Linked DNA regions of Homo sapiens: regions 1 and 3 are each linked to region 2. A link is an interaction called in ENCODE POLR2A ChIA-PET data of the cell type or tissue named here. Cell type or tissue: IMR-90. All regions are shown on one strand. Region 1 overlaps GIT2 (GIT ArfGAP 2). Region 2 has its middle 7.9 kb from the start of GLTP. Region 3 overlaps TRPV4 (transient receptor potential cation channel subfamily V member 4).

The links. ChIA-PET counts read pairs that join two places held together with the same protein. Peaks named below come from ENCODE experiments on the same cell type or tissue, not always from the same donor. Only the 100,000 strongest peaks of a DNase experiment are listed, where the experiment ranks them.
Region 1: POLR2A ChIA-PET joins it to region 2 with 16 read pairs; 4 of 35 experiments call an interaction of 5 or more read pairs at or near these places.
Region 3: POLR2A ChIA-PET joins it to region 2 with 16 read pairs; 4 of 35 experiments call an interaction of 5 or more read pairs at or near these places.

Annotation. Positions count from the first base shown.
Region 1 is chr12:109,962,538-109,965,037 of GRCh38, forward strand. The region is part of intron 9 of GIT2 (GIT ArfGAP 2); the gene reads right to left. Among named protein-coding and RNA genes, the nearest start is that of GIT2, 33 kb to the right of the region's middle. In IMR-90, no CTCF peak of the experiment used is centred here; a DNase peak (open chromatin) is centred at 1,424.
Region 2 is chr12:109,887,206-109,889,705 of GRCh38, forward strand. It overlaps a transcript of TCHP not described here. Among named protein-coding and RNA genes, the nearest start is that of GLTP, 7.9 kb to the left of the region's middle. RefSeq lists a silencer at 1,208-1,357. In IMR-90, no CTCF peak of the experiment used is centred here; a DNase peak (open chromatin) is centred at 1,236; H3K27ac peaks cover 917 bases.
Region 3 is chr12:109,827,590-109,830,089 of GRCh38, forward strand. All of the region lies in intron 1 of TRPV4 (transient receptor potential cation channel subfamily V member 4), which reads right to left. Among named protein-coding and RNA genes, the nearest start is that of MIR4497, 4.5 kb to the right of the region's middle. In IMR-90, no CTCF peak of the experiment used is centred here; no DNase peak of the experiment used is centred here.

The sequences.
Region 1 (2,500 bases), 75 kb after region 2:
CCACCTCACAGCCTGCAGTGCCTCCCTGGGCACATGGAGGATAATTGAGGTCTTCCTGGCCCAGATGAGGTTAAGCCTCTTCTGGGGTGGCTCCGCCTCTCTCTGCACTTTCTGCCTCATGCAACACCTTGACACGTGGTAGTTGTGACTCTTAAACTGTCTGACATCTGCTTTGGGAGGGCAGATGCTGAATCTGTTATATTCCCTATTGGGTTCCTTACATCCACACATGGTACCTCACACTTTAAAAGTGGCCAGAAAAGAGGCACTGGCTGGCCAGAAGGGATTTAATGCAGCAATTTAAAATGCTGGCTACAGGCTGGGTGTGGTGGCTCATGCCTATAATCCCAACACTTTGGGAGGCAGAGGCAGGAAGATCACTCACTTGAGCCTGGGAGTTCAAGGCTGCAGTGAGCCACGATGGCACCACTGCACGCCAGCCTGGGTGACGGAGTGAGACCTTGTCTCGAAAAAAAAAGAAAAAACAAGTGCTGGTTACAGAGACCTCATAGGAACATGTTAAAATGGGTACCATATATTACTGAGTGAAAAAAGCAGGTTATAAACGTCTACAATTATGATTAAGTTCCAGTTTTAAAAAAAGATATGCATATAAAACAAGAACTGAAAGAAATGTACCAAAATATTGAGCCTGACTCCATTAAGAGTATAGCAATGAGGATGGTCCCCTTTCTCTATTTTCCAAATCTTCCCAAATGTGGTCGCACTATAATTAAAAACAAACCCAGAGAGCCTGTTGCTAGACAAGATGTTGAAGGATTGGGAGCTTGACTTTGCTTCATAAATATCTAGTTTCTTCCTCCATGGGACTACAAGCTAATGTTATTATTACTAGCAACAACTACAATGGCCAACGCTGATTATGGGCTTATATCCCAGGCACTGTGCTAACAGTATCATATTTCACTTATAACACCTCTATGAAAACAGGAACTACTATTGTCCCATTTTTAAGACAAGAAAACTGAGGCAGAGAAGATAGTAGCTTGCCTAAAGTCACAAAGCTAGTGACAGACCTGAGATCCAAGTTTACATCTTTGAAAATGCTAACATTTACTCATTCAAGGAATACATTAGCCTTTGTTATATTTCTCTCAGTTCTTCATCAGGAGGGAGGGAAGGAAAAGAGAAAGGAAAGAAAGGATGAAGGGAGGAAGAGAGGGAGGACAGGAGGAAGATACTGGAGGATAAACACTGACCTGGCGCTGATAAGATGGTCACCTATGAGAAGGAGACCACAGGGTGAGGGTCAACAAGTAATGGGGCAGCCCACTCTGAGCAGTTCTGGCCGGCAGCCCCTGCAGGATCCTTATCTCCCTCTTCTATGAGAGGATGCCAAGGCACAGGGAGGCTAGGAAGCTTGGCAGGGCTGAGATATGTACTGACCAGTCTGACTCAGAGCTGCAGCTCTGGAGAGCTATACTAGACTCTGTTCCAGGTCTTTACTTCATGCCTGCCACGTGCTAGAGATATTACAAGCATAATCTCAGCTTTCATGCAGCTTCCAGTGAAGCAAATGTAGGATAGTCTAAGAAAACGTGGGTTTTTATCTAGGTTTGAATTATTTATAATAAAATTTACTTACAGATTGTGAGTAATTAAAAGGAAATCACACAATATTTAGTGCTATCTGACTCCAAAGCTTATCATCTTGATCATCTTAGTTTACAACTTCCTTAAGGCAATAAAACACACAGACACACAAAACTGTAGATACAGAACACAGAGACACCAAACAAATTGCATAAAACACATTTATTTCATAATACAGTTAAATACTAGTAAGGATAAATTCATTTAATGTAATATTTAATACTGAGTATTATATGAAGTTTTAGTAAAGGGTCTTCTGTGAAAACAGAAATGAGGAGAAAGTCATAAATGAGGGAAGCTGCAATGTCAGAGTCAGGCTTTGGGAAAGCCGCTACCTACACTGGTCAGATTTCAGGTCCTTGAATCAGAGAGATGGAAGCTGGGAAAGGCAAACGCTGTAGGCAAAGCAGGATTCCTGGAAGAGGACTTGAATGTGCAGCTCATGGCCTCAGAGGGTGTTAATCTAAAGACACACACACACACACACACACACACACACACACACACACACACACACACACACACGGAACCAGATGGGAAGCAGGGCAATCTCTGAAAGGTGAGAGCTGAATGATGCCCTTACAGGTTACAAAAAGAAGTTAAGAATCTTGGTTCTGATCCAAAGAGCAATGGGAACAGCTGAGGAGTATACTTTGGTGGTTAAAGTGGAGAGAAGTGCCCCGGTGAGGCTTCATGTGAGAGAACTAGACAAAGAGAAGTCAATCCCAGAGAAGTAGATTTCCCAGGGCCTTGAGGCCTTGGGCCCTTAGGCCTTTCCTAAGGCTGAGGTGGGCAGTCTGGAAGAAAGACACAGGCTAAAGGGAGGTTGTGGCACAGAGCCGGCAAACTCTGAGCACGCACATGGGCCAAGACCACCAGCTTTTAA
Region 2 (2,500 bases):
CAGGTCAAGAGATCAAGACCATCCTGGCCAACATGGTGAAACTCTGTCTCTACTAAAAATACAAAAATTAGCTGGGTGTGGTGGTGCAAGCCTGTAATCCCAGCTACTCGGGAGGCTGAGGCAGGAGAATCGCTTGAACACAGGAGGCAGAGGTTGCAGTGAGCCGAGATCGCACCACTGCACTCCAGAGCAAGGCTCTGTCTCAAAAAAAAAAAAACAAAAAAAAAAACCATGGTATTTCACCCTGATAGATCCAATTCTAATTTGTCTCTATGGGGTTAATTCTACTTTTCTCCCTTTTCTTGTTTGTAGTTCCCTTCTCCTGCAGTGAGAAACCTGGTGTTCTCCTTGTTTTTTCCTCATTTGATCAATCCCCCATAGGTTACAACTTCCTATCATTGCTGCCACTCCCTCCCCAGCAAGGATGCCCCTCATGCCATGCTCACGCTTCTGTAGCCCCTGCCAGTCTGCCTTTCCATGAGGATGCCCTTCTCACTTGCTGAGCTCTGGCCACCCCCTCCCCATGCAGACACCTTTCTTATTCCATTTGGGATCTGACACCCACCTTTGTTGTTTTTGTTGTTTAGAAACGGAATCTCACTCTGTTGCCCAGACTGGAGTGCAGTGGCATGATCACAGCTCACTGCAGCCTCTACCTCTTGGGCTCCAACGATCCTCCTGCCTCAGACTCCCAAGTCGCTGGGACTACAGTCGTGCATCACCATGCCTGGATAATTTTTAAATTTTTTGTTAAGACAGGGTCTCACTATGTTGCCTAGGCTGGCCTCGAACTCTTGGCCTCAAGCAATCCTCCCGCCTCAGCCTCCCCAGGCACTGGGATTACAGGTGTGAGCCACTGCACCCAGCCTGACACCCCTCTTTGGACCAGCATGTACCCTCCCCAGTGCCCCCCATTACTGACATTTACCTTGCTGGGACCCACCTATTGGCTTTTGGATTGAATTGTTCAAGAATAGAAGGGCGAGGAAGAGAGAAAACAGGGCGGGGGAGAGGTGGGAAGGAAAAGGGGAAGAGCCACAGAAACCTTCAGCAAGTTGGCTTTGGCTATGGGCCATCAGTTTCTCCCCTTAGCTTCCCGTAGTGTCAGGGAAATACTACCAGGCACAGAGGAGCCACCTCATCTTTTTGGATTGTTGGGTCACTGTACTTCTCCATGAGTTGCAAACCCTCTCTGCAATTAATCTGTAGGACCAGCTTGACCAATGGAGTTGTAATGTTTGGAATCAACTCAGTGTGGGTGAGGTGTTCACTCTGCAAAGTTTCGTCATTTTCCTAAACCAGCTCCACCCAGTGTTAATAACATCTTCCCCAACTGAATCATCAAATCCTTGTTACACAGGCCGTCTTTCCCCCAGCGGTGTCTGTTGGGATGGGTGAAGTAGGCTGAGTTCGTGGTCTTGCTGACATTTTATCCAATAAACGCACCTTCTTTATTGCAGCATAGTAATAATAATAATGACAGCTAACATTTATTGAATACTTAACTATGTTTAAAACTCAACACTTCTACTTTCTAGCTGTGTGGCCTTGAGCAAGTCACTTCCTGTGTCAGTTTCCTGTGGCTGCTTGATGATTTAAAACAATCAAAATGTATTCTCTCACAGTTCTAAAAGCCAGAAGTCCAAAATTAGTATCACTAGGGCAAAATCAAGGTGTTGGCTAGAACACACTCTCTCCGAAGGCTCTGAGCTGGGCACGGTGGTACGTGCCTGTAATCTTAGTTACTTGGGAGGCTGAGGTGGGAGGACTCCTTGAGTCGAGGAGTTTGAGACCAGCCTGGGCAACATAGCAAGGTCCTGTCACCAAAAAAAAAAAAAAAAGACTGGGCATGGTATCTCACACCTGTAATCCCAGGACTTTCGGAGGATGAGGAGGGAGGATTGCTTGAGCTCAGGAGTTTGAAACCAGCCTGGGCAACATAGCAAGACCTCATCTCTACAAAATTAAAAGTAAAAGACGACTCTGGGCTGGGTGCGGTGGCTCATGCCTGTAATCCCAGCACTTTGGGAGGCCGAGGCAGGCAGATCACGAGGTCAGGAGATCGAGACCATCCTGGCTAACACGGTGAAACCCCGTCTCTACTAAAAATACAAAAAATTAGTCGGGCGTGGTGGCGGGCGCCTGTAGTCCCAGCTGCTCAGGAAGCTGAGGCAGGAGAATGGCATGAACCCAGGAGGCAGAGCTTGCAGTGAGCCTGCTGCACTGCACTCCAGCCTGGGTGACAGAGAGAGACTCCATCTCAAAAAAAAAGACGACTCTGGAAGAAAATCTATTCTTGCCTCTTCCAGCCTCTGGTGGCTCTAGGCATTCCTGTCTCACTCCAGCCTCTGCCTCCATCTTCATGTGAGCTTCTCCTGTGTGTGTGTAAATCTTCCCTCTGTTGTTTCATCTGTAAAGTTAGGACAGTAGCAATGCTAACTCCCTGTCAGGGCTGATGTGAGATTTCAATGGGTTAATGTAGATAGAGCAGTTTGCATGC
Region 3 (2,500 bases), 60 kb before region 2:
ACACATTACACACATATACACATACATACACACAATATACACACATACATACATATACACGCAAACATACACACACATACACACATGCACACATAGACATTCACATACACACATACACATGTATATACATACACATATGCACACACATACACACAGACATACATATACACACATACACACATATATACACAAACATACACATAAACATATAGTCATACATATACACACATACACATATATACACATATACACATACACATATAGACATACATATACACACATACACATACACACACAGACACACATACGCACATACACACGCACATCAATATACACACACATACACACGTACACAAACACACACACAGGGAATGGTCCCAGAAGGTGGCCAGCCCACTCGGTCAACCGGGTGGAACCCAGGCCACTCCACCCTCAGGGGAAAACGGGCGCCTGGTGAGACTGAGGAGCTCTTTGTGCAAGGGGCAGGGTGGGTGGACAAGAGGGGCTGCTGTTACTCACTAACCAAAGAAATAGAAGGATATTCCCGTTTGGTCAATGGCCCGCCTGTCTGTCCCCTGAGCCCCCGCCTCCTTCTGTGGCCTTTCCAATGCCCTGACCTCATCTGGAGACCGGCAAGGGCTTCCTGTGCGCCTGGTGTGGTCTCGTGTGATCCTCCCTCACCGATGAGGAAACATGCTCAGAGAAGTGATGTAACCTCCTTGGGGTCACACAGCCGGCAGTGGCCAGGGCTCGGGGCAGAAAGGGGAAACCAATGCTCAGGAAGGGGCTAGGGGTGGGAAGGAAGTCAGAGTCACATTGAAAGTGAGGCCCTGTCCCTTCCTCATTCCTGTCCGGCCACTGGGGTGCCAGCTCATGGGCTGCAAGGGCACCCGAGGTTGAAGGAGCCCAGGCCAGAACAAGAGCAGCAGCCAGAATAACCCAAATCCCTCCTCAAGTTGGCAGAGCTCTGACCTCAGCAAAGCCCAGGAACAGAGAGCTTAAGCCACTTTCTGAGGTCACAGAGCAGCAACTGGCGGAGCTGGGAGGTAAGCTAAGGTGGCTCAGACGCCAAGGTGGGTGAGCCTAGCGTAGCTTTCCACGCAAGAAGCTAAGCTGGCCACTGGGCTTTTCGTGGACCCAAGGACACCAGTGTCACTCAGATCTGGCTTCCAGCTCCAGCTCTGCCATGAGCCAGCTGGGCATCCCTGGGTAAATTGCTTCCTCTCTGAGTCTCGATTTCCTCAGCTGTAAAATGGGGCTCAGCATTCCTGCCCCTGCCCACCCCCGGCAGTGGGGAAGCTGTGACACCATCAAAATGAACATCAGCCCTCACACCTGTAATCTGAGCACTTTGGGAGGCCAAGGCAGGAGGGTTACTTGAGCTCTGGAATTCCAGACCAACCTGGGCAACATAGTGAGACCCCTGTCTGAAAAAAACCTTTTTTTTTAATAAGCTGGGTGTGTCCCAACTACTTGGGAGGCTGAAGTAGGAGGATCTCTTGAGCCCAGGAGTTCGAGGCTGCTGTGAGCTATGATCACACCACTGCATTCCAGCCTGAGCAACAGACTGAGACCCTGTCTCTAAAAATAATAAATAAAAAAAAAAGTGAACAACAGGCAATAGATGCTGGTTTTAAACTAAACACTCAAGGTTGTGCTGAAGACTGTCCACAACCTCCCAGCAAGGCAGGCATTACCTTATCCCCATTGTCCAGATGAGGAAACTGAGGCCAAAGGAATAATGGAACTTATTGGAAGCTGGGATTTGAACCTGGGCAGCTGGGCTCCAGCCCTAGTTTTTAAGCATTAAATCAGGAAAGTAAAAAAAGTTGACAGCTCCTGGCACTCAGTCAATGCTCATAAATATTTCATTGCTGAAAACATATCATTATTTGCCCAAATGCAAGTCTAGCTTTGCCCCCAATACCTTCCACCCACCCACCTGGCATGGAGGGGCTCTCTGAGGATGTCTGGGGGATAAGCTGGAAGAAAACATGCCCTGGAATGGGCCTGGGGACAAGGGGAGCTGACACGGGCTGAGGCAGAAGAGCTGTGCTTCAGAGCCCCATCCACGTGCCTTGGGTCATCCCTGCAAAGTGGGATGAGAGTCCCTTTGACACAGGAGGAAATGGAAGCCCAGAGAGGCCAGGTGGCTTCCCTGAGCTCCTCCAGCGGGGAATAGCAGGCCTGTCTTAAACATGCGGATGCAGTTTAAGCCCAGGCCTGTCTGCAGTTCAGGCTCTTTGTTTGTTTTGAGACAGGATCTCTTGCTCTGGACTGCAGTGGCACAATCGCAGTTCACTGCAACCTCTCACTCCTGGGCTTAAGCGATCCTCCCACCTCAGCCTCTCAAGTAGCTGGCACTACAGGTGCGTGCTACCACGTTCGGCTAATTTTTGTATTTTTTCTAGAGACAGAGTTTCACCATGTTGCCCAGGCTGGTCTCAAACTCACGGGCTCGACCGATCCACCTGCCTTGGCCTCCCAGAGTGTTGGGATT